Regions from separate parts of the Homo sapiens genome. Here all the other regions are linked to region 3. Evidence: read pairs that join two places in POLR2A ChIA-PET (ENCODE). Cell type or tissue: K562. All regions are shown on one strand.

What was found. Peaks named below come from ENCODE experiments on the same cell type or tissue, not always from the same donor. Only the 100,000 strongest peaks of a DNase experiment are listed, where the experiment ranks them.
Region 1: POLR2A ChIA-PET joins it to region 3 with 5 read pairs; 1 of 35 experiments calls an interaction of 5 or more read pairs at or near these places.
Region 2: POLR2A ChIA-PET joins it to region 3 with 5 read pairs; 1 of 35 experiments calls an interaction of 5 or more read pairs at or near these places.

The regions. Positions count from the first base shown.
Region 1 is chr22:23,114,208-23,119,207 of GRCh38, reverse strand. The region is part of intron 4 of RSPH14 (radial spoke head 14 homolog); the gene reads left to right. The region is part of intron 2 of GNAZ (G protein subunit alpha z); the gene reads right to left. Among named protein-coding and RNA genes, the nearest start is that of RSPH14, 25 kb to the left of the region's middle. RefSeq lists an enhancer at 1,765-2,682. In K562, no CTCF peak of the experiment used is centred here; DNase peaks (open chromatin) are centred at 1,174, 1,267, 2,848, 3,267 and 4 weaker places; H3K27me3 peaks cover 4,809 bases.
Region 2 is chr22:22,031,772-22,036,771 of GRCh38, reverse strand. It overlaps the pseudogene PRAMENP, IGL and the pseudogene IGLVI-68. Among named protein-coding and RNA genes, the nearest start is that of TOP3B, 51 kb to the right of the region's middle. In K562, no CTCF peak of the experiment used is centred here; DNase peaks (open chromatin) are centred at 417, 3,062 and 4,571; H3K27me3 peaks cover 3,898 bases.
Region 3 is chr22:23,161,780-23,166,779 of GRCh38, reverse strand. RAB36 (RAB36, member RAS oncogene family) reads right to left here. Exons shown (of 11, transcript NM_004914.5): 11 at 1,117-5,000. It also overlaps a transcript of RSPH14 not described here. Among named protein-coding and RNA genes, the nearest start is that of BCR, 16 kb to the left of the region's middle. RefSeq lists an enhancer at 1-126. In K562, no CTCF peak of the experiment used is centred here; DNase peaks (open chromatin) are centred at 2,528, 4,608 and 4,970; H3K27me3 peaks cover 3,880 bases.

The DNA of each region.
Region 1 (5,000 bases), 48 kb after region 3:
GTCACAGCGGTGCCTGCACTCTTGCAGCCTGGAGTGCAGACAGGTGGGCAAAGCGGCATCCTGACACTCAAATCACCACCACTGAAAACAGAGCCGTCTATTTGAAGCTGTAGCTCTGGAAACTGTGACTCAAGCATGCATATGGGAAGCAAGAAGCCCCAGCATGCCTTCTGCTGGCCTCCAGGGCCTGGCCTCATAGCCCTCTGACCTGTCCATGCTCTGCTCACCCTGCAAAACATGACTGGCTGTGCCTCCTGCACCCATCTGGCCTTTGTGGGCTCCCCTGGGTCCTCCTGCCCTTGGTGGATGTGGCTCTGTTCTCCTTCCTGGCCTGGCCTGGCCTGCATGGGGTTTTGCCCTCCCTGGCCTGGCAGGGTTAAACATTGTCCTGCTGCAGCCCACCTGTGGGCCACTGGGGTAGAGCTGGATGCAGCTTTGGAGTCATGTGGCCCTGCCCCATGGTAGTGCATCACCCCCTTGTCCTGCAGTGACTTCCTCCATCAGCCTGACAGACCCTGGATTCAGAGGAGCTGCCTCTGCCAACCATGACCCCATGGCAAGGGGGAGGGCTCCTCACTTCACATATGGGGCCCAAGGCCTCAAGAGGGGCTGACTCCCCAGGGTGCAGTTGAGAGCCTGGTATTTTCCAACTGCCACAGTGTCCTGTTCTGGCAAGAAGCCCTCCTTGCCTTCACCTCTATGGCTGCCAAGGCAGCCGCGGGGGGTGGGGCGGGGCGGGGAAGAGGGAGGCAGAAACACACCACCATTCACTGCTGTGATGCCAGCCCAGGGCTCCAGTGCCCATCCTGCTCTCTCCAGGGCCTGCTTACCAGCAAGATGGCGCCTTCTAGGAGGCTGGGGTTTGTCTGCACATTTATTTATATAAATAACACGGAGCAGACAGTTCCTGTGAGAAGCTTGTGCAATGGTGGGAATCTCACTGCTTGGCGTCGGGGAATGGTGAGGTGATTTGTAACCAGGCCTTCAGCCACCAGGCAGCTGGATGCAGTCCCTGGGGTGGTGTGGAAGTCATTTCCTGGCCATTTGTGAGAAGAGAGCTCCTGCTCAGACAGGTCCAAATAGACTTGCCATTGTGGAAGGGACTCTGCCCCAGGCCGTGGCTTTCTCACTACAGCAGGGGAGCTGACAGCCCATCCCTAAGGGGCTTCCAGCTTGCTGGCCTGCGGGTCTGGGGTATTTCCCCTGAACGTGGCTGCCAGACTGCTGGCCAGACCAGGTCCGGCACCTGGAAGGACATTCCCAGGTCAGCGGCCGGGGCAAGGTAGGGAGTGGAGAGGAGCCTGCGCCTGGTTAGTTGTGGGGGTGGTGAGGCCTCTCACTCCTGATTCTCCACCAAGGTTCTCCTGGTGACACAAAGGGGCAGATGTCCCTGGCCATGAACACAGGGTCTGGGGTTTACTCACTGCCGGTGCATGCTGCACCTTGGACAAGTCATTTCCTTTCTCTGGGCCTCAGTTTCCTCATCTGTACAATGCTGGGACTGTTGTGAGAAGGCACAAAGGTGCTGACACGGGAAGAACCCCAAGCTGCTGGGCCTTGCCCTGTGGCTACCACTGGCACCCCAGTGGGCCCTCTCCACGCCACACCCACTGTGATTCGCCTTGGCACTGGGACGTCCTCTCACCTGCGAGGTCTCATCGGAAGACCTGCTTCCCTCTGTCCCAGCATGAGGCAGCTGAGGGAAGGCTACCCAAATGCAGGGCCAGCTCAGCCGGACGGAGTGGGAGAGGTCTCGATGCTGCAGATGGGGATTCAGCCAGCAACACTTCTTTGCTGGCCACAGGGCCCAGGTCAGCCTGGCTCTTTGGGAGGCTCCTGTGGCCCCTTAGCCTGGAGATGCAATGGCCGATGTGATGAATGGTGGATGTGTTTCCATCCCGCCTGCAGCCACCTGGACCTTACTTAAAACATACCGTGTCGGCACCTCTGGCTCAGCCCCTCTCATTCCCCATCAGGCCAGTCTCCTTACAGCCGGTCCCTCTGTTTGTGGGGCACAGAACAGCCCCAAGTACCAGGCTCTTCCAGTTACCAACGTTCCTGGTAACAGGTCTGGCCCTCAGTGCTGGGTCATGGGAGGGCTGCCTTTGGTTTCCTGCATCCCAGCTGGATGGGACCTGACATGGACACTGGAGTCTAGCTCCTGTACTTTGGAGCTGAGGCGCACAGATCCCCCAGCAGGTGCGCGCATATTCCAGCATCAGCCTCCTGCTGGTCTGAGAGCTCATGGGCCTGCGGTGGGAGAGGGAACAGAGGCATCCTCCAGGCTTCCTCATCTCAGCCAGGGGCCTGTCCCCCTCCCAGGTGCGGCATATTTGCATTTTAAGAGGCCTCTGGACTGGGGGCCTGTTTTTGGAGTTAGCATCCCTTTGTCACAGCCTAAACACCTCCCCACACCCCACTCCTTCCCCATCAGGCACTCACGGCTTTCCAGCTAATGACATCCAAGGCAGCTGTGTGGGACAAGCGCCTGGGCTGGGGGTGGGGAGGTGAGAGGCTCATCCAGGGCCTCACACGTTCTGACCTCCAGTCCATTACACCCTGCCTTGACAGACATCCACAGTGCTGAGTATCACAGCCCATCCTGCACTGTAGTTGCAGCTCCCTGAGGAGCCCAGAGTGGGGCATCCTTCCTGTCCCTGCCTCACAGGCCACCACAGGTGTCCTGCTAAGACCATGGTCCTGCATGAGGTAGCTCAGTGACTACCCAGGGACCAGGGACTGGGCCGGGTGGGAGGGACACTGGCCTGCTCTGAAGCGCTCTCCCTCCTGCACTGCAAATGTCCTCAGGTGCCCTGTCACAGGCGCGTAGCCACGTCATCCCCTCACTGCACTTCTGGGCCCCTCAGGCGGACAGGCCAGCCCTTCATGACCCAGGTGTCTTTTTCCCTCTGCACCCGCAGCTCCACCTCCAAGTTACTCCTCGTTCCCACAACTCACTGTGCCTCGAGTAGGCCAGTGGCCCCCAGAAGGCCCCTCAGCCCCTCACCTGGCAGCCTGTTGCCCTGTGCCCCTCAGTGAGGAGACGGAGGTCATGGCAGCTTCACGAAGCAAGGCTTACCCAGGCAAACGCACACACAGACGTGGTCCTGGGCACGTGGTGAGCACATGACAGAGGCTGGCACCTGTTTGACTGTTTTGTTGTTTGCTGTGGGACCCCAGCGGCCTCAGGGCCCATCTGGCACATGCGCGGCACCTTCCTGGTGTGCTTGGCCTGGCCCAGGCCCTCAGCCAACCGCACTGCCTTGTCATCTTCACACAGGGCCCAGGGGGTAGGGGGATCAGGGTGGTGATTATGACCACCACCCTCCCCTTGCACAGATGAAGGAATGAGTAACTCTGCTAGGAAAACTTGAACAGAATTTCCTGAAGTGAGCAATCATGTACTGTGCTTCAAATAAACTGAGGTTTAGAAAATAAACTGAAAAAGACCCAGTCAAAATGGCTCAAACATGAGCCCCGGCCCCCAACTTCAGGTGGGGCCCCTCCATTTGCAGGGGTGGCCAGCAGTGCTCAGGGCCTCATGCCTGCTTCACGCATCTTCTGCCTTAGGGGTCACCGAGGCATCACTGAGGTGTGGGAGGCCACCCTGCAGGGTCACCCCACCTTCCTGTTCTAGGAAGGGGTATGTTCTGGGCCTCCTCCTCGCTCCCCTCTGGGCAACCCGAGACCCCCTCCAGGAGGCCAGACGCACTCCCAGATTCCCATGTCAGCTCCCAGCAGGTAGGCAGTCCTCAGGGACACTGGTCTTGTCCAACCCCTTCCCAAACCCTGACCCTTGCACACACCCCAGAGATGGTGGGACCGTCACCTCCCTACTCTGGATCCATGCAGCCCCAAATCACACTGGTTTGGGGGCAACCACATGCAAACACCTACTCAGGCTGAACGTACACCATCAGCTCAGAGCCTTGTCACATACCTCAGCCAGGTGAGGGGCCCCCGGACTGTGTTGTATTGGGGAATAGGTGGGTGATGCCAGTGTGATATGGCCACATGGCTGGGGAAGGCTCTGTACTGACCCATCTGGTCTCCCTGTCCACTCACTCTCCACTAGGTCCCTTACTCCACAGGACCCCATGCAGTTTGCTGTGGCCACAGCACAGAGCAAGGCCAGCTGGCCCAACTAGGGGCCTCAAACCTCACATAAAATGCACGTGACATTAAGGTTTCAGCTCTTCCTGGAACCAGCATCATCCCTGGGACACAGATGACCTGGAACCCCCAGCCCTGCCAGCTTCTGAGATGCCTTCATGGCAGTCCCCACTGCCCTCTCCCTTTCCTCACCTCCCTGGGCAGAGGCTCTCCAGGTGCTCTTGTGTGAGGGATGGAGGCAAGCAGACAGCCTTGCTCTCAACAAGGTGGGTGAGGACAGGCAGGAGGGAATGCTGGAGCCGGTGTGGCAGCTGCGGAGTGGCCAATGCAGGCCCAACCTCCTGCTCTGCCAGCTGTTCTGAACCTGTCCCCCCTCCAAAAAAATAACCACACACACACAGAATATGTAAGCATACTTCCCTCGTGAGGGGGCTGAGGGCTGATGTGGGATACACATGGACAGCTTAGTCCCCACACCCAGGCACAAGTGACTGTGAGCAGCTGGCACTGCTGCAGATAGTGCTGGCCAGCTACAACTCTGACAGGTGACACACCACAGGAATGCAGGGGGCGAGGGGTAATACAAGAGCAGGACGTTTTGACTGGACCTCTGGGGGCTGAGGGGAAGGGAAGGCATTGCAGGAGGGGCTGGCAGAGGCACAGAGGCATGGGGATGCAGCCGCATTGCTGGGAAGGGTGGGGCCGGGGCCGGTCTGTCCCACCCTGGGCCTCAGTTTCCTCATCTGTAGAGCAAGTCCTCAGTTCTGTTACAGACTGAGAAGCTCAAGTCAGCCCACTGTAGAAAAGCTGGGAGTGTTCATCCGAACCGTGAATTCAGCTTTTTCACGCCGAGAGCAGAGCTGTGGGGCGGGGTTGTAGACATGAAT
Region 2 (5,000 bases), 1.1 Mb after region 3:
AGGCCTGGTTAATTGTTTTCCTTCTTCTCTGCCTTGAATAAACAGGGATTCCCAAGGCTGAGCAGAGCCTCACAAACAGGATGAGGCTACTAATGTACCTTCCCTGCCCATGGGTGCTCTCCCTGTTAGGTTCCCCTTCAGCTCTCAGGCTGAGGGCAGAGACAAGAGCAGGTTCACAGCTGACTCTTCCAGTTCAGCCCCATCCTGAGTCCAGTACAATGTGGCCAGTGTGGTGAGAGGCAGTTCTTCAATTGTCAAATAGTTATTGAGTGCCTACCTTCTCCTGGGCACAGAGTTTAGTGTTGGGAATGCCATGATGATATAGACAGCCTCATTCCTGCTTCATGCTGACCCTAATGGGAGCACAAGGATGGGAGGCCACAGGGGACCTCCCTTCCTCCCTTCTGCCACTGGGGGTAAGGAGGCCAGAGAAGCCTCTGCCGCACTCAGGGTTCTGATGCAGGATGACCTGGTGGGATCATAGAGGAGGAGGGAACAGGGTGTGACATGAGAACTGAGGAAGCATCAGCATGTCCTTAGGCTTCCTGGGATTCAGGTGAAGATGTAGAGAAATTCACAAAGTAGATATGGAGGGAGAAACACAGAGCTGAATAACAGAATCCAGGAGAAGAGAATTCCCAGGAATACAGGGATTGTGATTCAGAAAGAGAGACCCTGGCAGGGCAAGTGCCTCAGAAATCCAGTAACATGCGATGTGGTTCCCTCAGGCCAGGAGCTTACTTACTGGCAGGGCCTGATCTGTTAGGGCTACTGGAAAGGAAAGCAGGAGAAGCCATGTGTCAGCAGGCGGAAGCGTGCAGAAAGGTGAGAACACGGGCAGAAGGAGAGTAGATTTCACTTGAGGAGAGCCTGGAGAGGAGGTGTGAGATGGGAATGTCCAAAATCTTTGCTAGATATTTTATATAAATTGGATCCTGTCACTTTGTAGATTTTTTCTTACAGGAGAAGATAAATTCAGAGCTTAGAGAGTTCTACTATTGTTGTTTAGGACAGTGTTTCTCTAACACAGGAAATTATCCTCACAGGTCCTGCCCTCGTGGAATAGAAACTCTGTGTGTTTTAAAATGTTCTTTAAAATTATTCACCATTTTACTGGTCTTTTCAGAAATATGAGTCGATTAAAATTTTTGACATGTTCATCTTACATTTTTGAAAGTAATGTATAATCTTTTTATTATAATCATACTCTAACCCTTTTGAGGTTATTCATTGAGAAAACCAAGAAAATTTACTACCTTGTATTTACACTGTTGTTTCTAAGGAGTGAACTCTTGAATCTCTGGAATTTATTTTCTTGGATCATGGAGTAGTTCCTATGAGGAATTAAAACTTTTTCCTTGTTCACCTGTATTTTTCTAGAAGATATCTCTCCTCTGTTCCTTTCTTTGTGACAATGGGCTATTGATAAATGCTTTTCTTTTTTATTCCTGAAGGAGGTAAAATAGATAAATGTTTTGGCATCATTAGCTAGTTAGTGGAAAATAAGCCATAAGAGGGAATAAGAACTTAAAAGAAGGTGCAGAATTTGGGGAAAGAAGTGGCTGTAGGCCTGAAGACATAACTTGATCTTATTGGATAGAGACAAAATATTCTAGAGAGACACTGAGAAGGAGAGTCTAAAGTTTCAGGGCAAAAAAAGGAGAATTCAATTAGAGCTTTAATAGCTAGATTGGTGTCCTGAAAGGACAGAGACAGTGCTGAATTAAACAGGCTGACACTGATCCCAGACCACTGGGACAAGGGCCCCATGAAAAGTAGACTCTCAGCAATGACACAGATGTCCCGGAAAGCAGTAGCTTTGGGAGGTGAGCAGAAGGAGGCCCCACTTGGAAGTGTGTGGGCACTGGGAAAGGTGCAGGTGCTGGACCCTCAGGCTGCTTCTCACCTGAGGGAGGGACAGGTGCACAGGTGGTGGGCAGTGGCCACTCCTGTGGCTTCCTGGCCTCCTTGCCTTTCTTACCCACTCTGGGACAAGGAGGCCATCATGGGGATGTGTATCTGCTTCCTCCCTCTCCTGAGACTACCTGTATCTCAGGTCAGTGCCTGCATGGCAATAGTGTGTCTGTCTAAAATTGGTCTGTGGGAAGAATGTCAGCAACATCAGGGAGCTTGAGCTGTAACTTTGTGAGCCAGAAATCGCCTGGCTTGTGATCCTGTCCAGGTCCCAGCATCTACAGGACAAAACCCAACATGAACTAAGGATGGGAGTGGATGACAGAGTGATGCACATTGTGGGATCACGTAGGCAAACCTCCTTTTTTTCCTGTTGTCTGGACCCAAAGTCTCCCAGCCATGAGATGAGCATGTGACTGACCCCAGCTGCAACTACAGGCATCTGCATTCTGCTGTCCAAACCGATCAGACAACCCACTGGTCAACATGATGGTGTCAGGGGAGATGGTGTGAGTGATCTGATCTAGTATTCTCAAAGGCAAAAATTCCTGGTGGGTTGGTCAGAGTGCATTCCCTCATTCTGGAGCATTTGTGTGTGAATGTGATACCTGAGACTGAGCAGTATCTTGTTTGCGCATGGGAATTTAGCCTAGGGACAGGACAGGACATGGAGAAGAGACATCTCAAATAAAACTCATAGTGGGATTCCCCCCTTGCCATTTGGAGAGAAAAGCGTCCTGTGACAACTTTGAAAGAGGCTGGGAGGCTGTTGTCTGAGTTTCCATCATGGTGATTAGCTCAGGGCCTCCCCCAGCCTCATTGCTCATGGAGGCCCCCTCAGCAGGGGTTTCGCATCCACTCCCTCCACTTTCCAAGGCTATTCCTGAGCCCTCTCTCCTCACCCAGGCTTCAGTCCCTCCTCTTACAAACACAGGCTAGACCTGACCTTTCTCTCCAATGACCCCAACTGGCCCCGTGGCCTTCATGCTTGCTGTCTCCTTGTTCATCTTCTTTGAGGCATCTGGACTTTTCTTCATAAACTTGAGTCAGATCCTGTGTCTTCCTTGCCCAACCTTCTGATGGCTCCTCTACCCCCAACTGAGCTCTCCTCACTGTGTGATGACATCATATTGTCGCATTGACATTTTTACTTGATTGCCTTATCTGTTCCACCACTCAGTGTCAGCTCCATGAGGACAGGGCCCCTTCCTCTCTTGTTCATCATGTACCTTGAATCCCTGGATCTGAGGCTGGTGCATAGTAGCTTCTCAGTGAATGAGGTGGATAAACAGACCTTTGGGAGTCGACTATCCTGAGTCAGACACAATGACCCTGGTCCTGTTTTGACCCATTATGGATTTGGTTTCCAGGACAGCCTGATCTTGGTATTGAGGGATTTCTCTTAATATGAGACAATACGACAATTTGTTACTGCCAAGGGTTGGGTGTGAGGGTAGAATTGAGAGGACAGAAACACATTCTCCACACTGCGTTCACTGGAGTGAGTTTTAAAATCTAAATTTTTACTAAACAAATGAAAAGCAACGTTAATCAGCTGACTTGCCCAAGAAGTGGGGGCTGCACAGAGAAGCTCCATTGCTGGATGGGCAGCAGCTTTTTCTCCCACTTCCCCACTGGCCTGAAGTACTGCCTGAGCCTTGGTGCTTGTGTCCCAAGCTGAGAATAAAAATCAGCCTTTTCCTCTGCCTGGAGTCCAGAGATGCTCAGAGAGGCCATGTTCTCCAACCTGGAGCCTCAGCATTGGGCCTATGCCCCTAAGGGTCAATGACTGCTTTTATATATGTGGAGCTCTGGGTCTCTCGGAGGCATGTTTGTACCAGAGCACATGCCCGTGCCCAACATTGCTGCTGCTTCTAGTGCAGGAGCTGGTACCCACCTGCCCCACAGATGCATGCACTGCAGGTGGCTGGGTCAGCACAGGCTGGGCTCAGGACGCTGGACATTAAGACAGACACAGGGTGAGAGGTGGGTCAGTGGACAGAGACACATGCATAAACCTTGGTCTTTTGATCACCAGCCCTGACACTGAGCCCTAGCCACCTGTGCAGTGAAGGAGAAGGCGGGGGAGAGACCACAGTGGAGACCCATACATAGCTCTACATCCTGAGGATCATCAACTGAGCCTGGGCTCTCCAAGTCCCTTGTACTCCCTCCAGCAGCTCAGGGTGAGGAGGGCATCCTTCATACCAACCAGCCTCCTCCCCTGGGCTGTCCAAGCCCTTTCCTGGGCCATGACTTCGATCCCTCCCTGAAAAGCTGACACATGAAGAGGATGGTCTTGGTTGATGCTGTTCTGTGGCTCCCTGGGGGCCTATAAGGAAACAGCTGCTGGTCTTGTGAGCAGGGGGTAGAGGGCTCCAGCCCAGGGTCAGGGAGTGGCTCTCGTATGGGGTCTCCAGCACAAGATTTAGGGACAGACCACAGAACAGCCTACTGCTTGAGGTCCAGATGCACCCATGTATCCTGTCTCCTCCACTGTTCACTTTGTCATCCCCAAGAAGGATGGAGATGGGCAGTGTTTAGGCCATAACACACCTTAGTCTCACATCTCCACAGACCCTCCTTCCTGGATATACTTGCTTAGCTCACTGTGAGGTTTATAGGGCAGTTCTGGGAGGCTGGACTCCCTGAGGAGCCTCCACTAGGGGACATCAGAGCAGGAAGCCCAATGGGGACAGGGCTCCCTCCAGGACACAGGGAGCTGCTCCCTCTTTCTTCTCCCTGGGCTGTCTAGAGCCTGCACCCAGACTGCCTTGCTTCTCTCTGGGCCTATTTCTTCTTCTCAGCCCCTCAAGAAATTTGATTGCAGAAAAGGAAAAGATTAAAAAATAAATTTAAAAATATTTGCCAGCACCAGGCATAAATTCTAGGGCAATATGACACCAAGTGCAATTTTGAGAGGAGAGAGGGGAGCCCTAGGTAGGCTTCTGATTCCTAATTATCCTTCCTTATTTGGGCACTAAGAGGCAAATAACATCTTTCAAAGGGCAGGGTCAGCACTCTCTAAATCTGTCCTGAGTACATGGAATGATGACTCTTTCAGGATTTGGAAACAATTTCTAAGG
Region 3 (5,000 bases):
GGGTGACCTGGGCTCTGGCCTCGCCCTCTTGGGATCCAAGGTGTAGAGCACCAGTTAACAACATCGTGTGAGGCTGCACTGTGAGACTAGCCGTGCACTCATTCCAAGGCTTACTTAGTAGGCTGGTGCTGGGGATGCAGCAGTGAACAAGGCAGACCACCAAGGCCACCAGGACGGTAAGGGAATTGTAAAGAGACCAGGATAGGGATCAAGGGCAACCTGACCCAGCTGGAGAGGCTAAAGCAGGCTTTCTTGAGGAAGCACCTCTATGCTGAGTTCATTGGCAAAGGTCAGGGTAAGGAGCTGTTGCTTAGGGAGAAAGCCCTTGCTTTGCCTCAGGACAAAAAAGGAGCAGACATTGGGACACAGCCCTTCATCTTACTCTCTCCCTTAGTTCCCTATATTGCACCCCACCCCCCCATATTGGCCCCCAATGCATCAGACCTCCAGTTCTTCACACCCTTATGAAATCCCCTCCCACACTGACTCTGGACTTTGGACATTTGGCCAAAATGCCCCATTTTGGCCAAATATAGCAAGTGTGATGTAAACAGAGGCTTGATAAGCACTTACACATTGGGGCTTGTCTCTGGAAACACTCCTTTTTTTTTTTTTTTTTTTTTTTTTTTTTTAAAAGACAGAGTCTCACTCCGTCACCCAGGCTGGAATGCAGTGGCAAGATCTCGGCTCACTGCAACTTCCACCTCCCAGGTTCAAGTGATTCTCCTGCCTCAGCCTCCCAAGTAGCTGGGACTACAGGTGCGTGCCACCATGCCTGGCTAATTTTTTGTATTTTTAGTAGAGACAGGGTTTCACCATGTTAGCCAGGATGGTCTCTATCTCCTGACCTCGTGATCCGCCCGCCTTGGCCTCCCAAAGTGCTGGGATTACAGGCATGAGCCACTGTGCCCAGCCTGGAAACAGTCCTTTTTAGAAACCAGCCACCACACTGTGAGGAAGCCCAAGCTGCCATGTGGCAAGGCCCTGCCAAGCATTCAGGTAGAGCCACACCACCTGCCACTCATATGAGGGAGGCCATTTTGGACTCTGGGAGAGTCATCCTAGTGGCCCAGCTACCAAGCAGGGAGCGGAAGAATAGCTGGTCAAATCATAGAATCATGAGAAATAATACATGCTTGTTGCTTTAAGCAATGAAGTTTTGGAGTGATTTGTTACATAGTACTAAATAGCACAAACATTTTTCTGCCCGAAGTCCAATTCTTTCCTGTGCCCAGAGCCTCTCTAGCTGGCATGAAGTGTCCTTCCCGAGACCTGTTCAGTTCTGCCCTGAAACTTTCTGTGGCTGGCTCCTACCAAGCTCTTCCCAAGATCAGAACATATCCTCCAGCCCCAAACCGCCTTCACTGGCTGATGCCCTGTGAGGGTCTCTGGGTCAGACAGGACTGGGGTTTGCAAGTGAGGGATGAGGCACAACTGTCCCTGGCCACCAAGGAGAGCCAAGCACAGGATTGTTCCCCAGGCAGGTGTAAGTTTCGTGTGGTGGCATCTGGGTCAGAGTGCAATCTGTCTGCTGGGAACATGGTCTTGTTTGAGCAACCTTCTTGCTTCCCTGCCTTCTTTACACATCTATTGAGCACCTACTGTGGGCCCTTCCTCCCAGAGGTGCTAGGGGAGACAGTAGAGGTGATGAGGTCACTGTCCTGGCTCTTGGGGTTCCACAGATGGGTGGGGGAGAAAGCCCAGATGTGACCAATCACACTCAAGGTATCAAGTGCTGCGAGAGCTGTGGGGGTGTCCACAGAGGCCTCTCTGGGAGTAGGGGTGTCCCAGCCGTTGGGCACAGAAGAGGGGTCTGGCATCTGCAGACTGCATTGTGACCAGGGATGAAACTGGAGCACAGGGGCCTGTGGGGGTGGGGTGGGCTGGGTGGTGAGGAGCCTCGAAAGCCAGAGCGAGAGCACCCTGGGACCTAGCCCTGGGGAGCCAGGAAGTGACAGGAGAGGACCTGCTTCAGGTACGTGTCTCCAGCAGAAGAGACAGGTGAACGGAAGGACACACAGATGGACAGAGAGCAGGAAAGGGTCCAGGGAAACAGGGAAGAGGAAAAAGGCGTTTCGGCAGCACTTGGACGCGGTCACTGTGGTCATTGCCGCACCTTGGCTGCAGGGGGCTGCTTGCCTGGGCCCACAAGACCAGACCAACAGAAAGTGCCTCTGCCCAGGAAACTTACTGCCCGATGCTGGGAAAGAAGGAAATGTCTTCATTAAATCATCAAAGTGAGGGTGCGCAAACCACCCTGAAGCAATTCTGACCGAGAAGATGCTGCATCAACTTGGGGTGGGGGGACAACTGAGCCCCTTGCGTTTCCGTGGCGACCTTACTCTTCTGTCCTCCCAGGCCAAATATCAAAGTTCGAGAGGCCACAACTATGTCAGTCAGGGTGTGTGGGAATCAGCTGGCACATTGCAGGAGGTAATATGAGGACGATTTAATCAAGGACCATTTACAGAGGTGGGGGTGTACGTGAGGCAGTACAGCTCTAGCTCAGAAGCTGGTAACAGCTGGACACCACACCCACCCCCGCAAACATATCCTGGAGGCCCGAAGGGGCAAGGGAAGGGAGCTGTGGAGAACGACAGTCCACCATGGGCAGGTTCTCCCGTCCTGTGAAGCTTATGCCCAGCAAACCTGGTCTTCCTAATGGACCCCAATGCTGTCTGCCCGACCACAGGCTGCATTTAGTGGACCAGGCTGGGGGCCGCAGTCGGGAGAAGGGCCTTCCTGAGTACGCAAAGCTATAACTACAAGAATGGCCACTGCAGCACCATTGGCAAGAGCTAAAAGCTGGACACAAGCCGGATGGCCCGCGGATGGGGAGGGTCAAATGAACTACAATCCATCCACATGAAAACTGGGCGCTGCTACAGGAAGGAGGCTCCTTGTGTGCCATCAGGGAGAGGCCTTGGCGCCAGCTCCCTAGGAAGGCAGGCTGCCAGGCAGTATGTCCAGAAGGAGCTCACTCTGGTGAAAACAACAAACAAGCCATCAACACTAGCTGTGCAGGCAAAGGCACAGAGTCCAGAAGGAATAGTCCTGACTGTTAGCAGAGCTAACAGTCTTTCCTGCTCTCTGTCCATCTGTGTGTCCTTCCATTCATCCATCTCTTCTGCTGGAGACACTTCAGGGGCGCAGCTAATGTGGCGGGGGGGGGGCTTTCACCTTGTATTTTATATGCTTTGTACTGTCTTTGTTCACACTAAACATACAACCCCTTTAAAAGTCATTTATGGAGGCCGGACGCGGTGGCTCAGGCCTGTAATCCCAGCACTTTGGGAGGCCGAGGCGGGCAGATCACGAGGTCAGATCATCGAGACCATCCTGGCTAACACGGTGAAACCTCTCTCTACTAAAAATATAAAAAATTAGCCCGGCATGGTCACACGTGCCTGTAGTCCCAGCTACTCGGGAGGCTGAGGCAGGAGAATGGCATGAACCCGGAAGGGGAAGCTTGCAGTGAGCCAAGATCGTGCCATTGCACGCCAGCCTGGGTGACAGAGACTCCATCCCGCCGCCCAAAAGAAAACATAAAAATGAATAAAATCATTTATGGCCGGGCATGGTGGCTCACCCTTGTAATCCCAGCACTTCGGGAGGCCGAGGTGGGCAGGTCACCTGAGATCAGGAGTCCGAGAGCAGCCTGACCAACATGGAGAAACCCCATCTCTACTAAAAATACAAAATTAGCCAGGCATGGTGGTGCATGCCTGTAATCCCAGCTACTTGGGAGGCTGAGGCAGGAGAATCGCTTCAACCTGGGAGGCAGAGGTTGCACTGAGCCGAGATTACGCCATTGCACTCCAGCCTGGGCAACAAGGGTGAAACTCCATCTCAAAAAAAAAAAAAAGTCATTTATATAAAAAACTACAAAAAATATGTTGAAGGGGGAATGAATAGAAAAAGATGCCAGTGTTCTTCCCTAACTGGTATTTGGCAATCGCTGAGCTGAACATTTACAGGGCAGCTGCAGTGTGCCAGGCCCTAGGAGAGCAGTACTGATCAGAAGGCTGCCTGCAAGGTGCTCGCCATCTACGGGAAGCAACAGCACGAGACGGGTGGGATGAGTGGGCATAGCCAGGTGACAGGGGCCTGGGGCTGTGGGGCTGGTTCATAGCAGTGAGAAAACCCTGTGGATGAGCATACTGGGCAGAGAGGCTGGGGAATGTGTGGGGTATTTCTGTCTGCTCTGCATGTGCAGGAGGCGGTGTTGGAGACAGGAACATGCTAGACTTGGCAGGGCCTCTGAAGTCCTCTAAAGGTGCATGGACACCATTACAAAGGTCCTAAGAGATGTATAGGCCAATGAGAGAGGGATGGAGAGGCAGCAGTGGGCACAGGCCCAGCATGAGTGCCAGAGGAGGGCAGTGCCATGTTCAAGGGCTGCAGAGTGAGTTACCCTAGGACAGCTGTGCAGTCTGCCTCCCGCAGCACACAGGTAAATGCACTGTCCAGGTGGGCCAGAAAGGCCTGAGTGGTTGTTCTGCACATCCTGGCCCACGGACCAGGAGGGCAGGACCTAGGGATCTCAGAGGTGCCAGAGATAGCCCTTCAGCCAGAACAGGTCTAAGAGACATTTTGTCCATTGTCCTCCAGAGGTGCTGGTCTGCCCAGGAACCTTGAGCATCCGTGGCAGAAGGACAGTGAGGCCTGAAGCTCTGAGACCCAGAACCATAAGTCCTGCTGACAACAGAAAACTCCCAGGGGGAATGGCAGGTGGCCTCTCCTTCAGGTGCTGACTTTGACAAGTCCAGGTTGCCTGGAACACTGTGACGGATCCTGGGGACACATCCAAGATCGCTGGGAAAGAGTGCAGGGTTGACTGCTGATGTGGGCCATGGCCGAGTAGTATAGACCGACGCAGGAGTTTGCAGTTCTGAGGCCTCTTGAGGCCAAAGGTGACTGTCTGATGACCCTGCAAATGGACTGGCCTTTTATGGGATCACCACAGTGCCTGCACTGGCCCGGTGGTGTGGGGCTCCCAG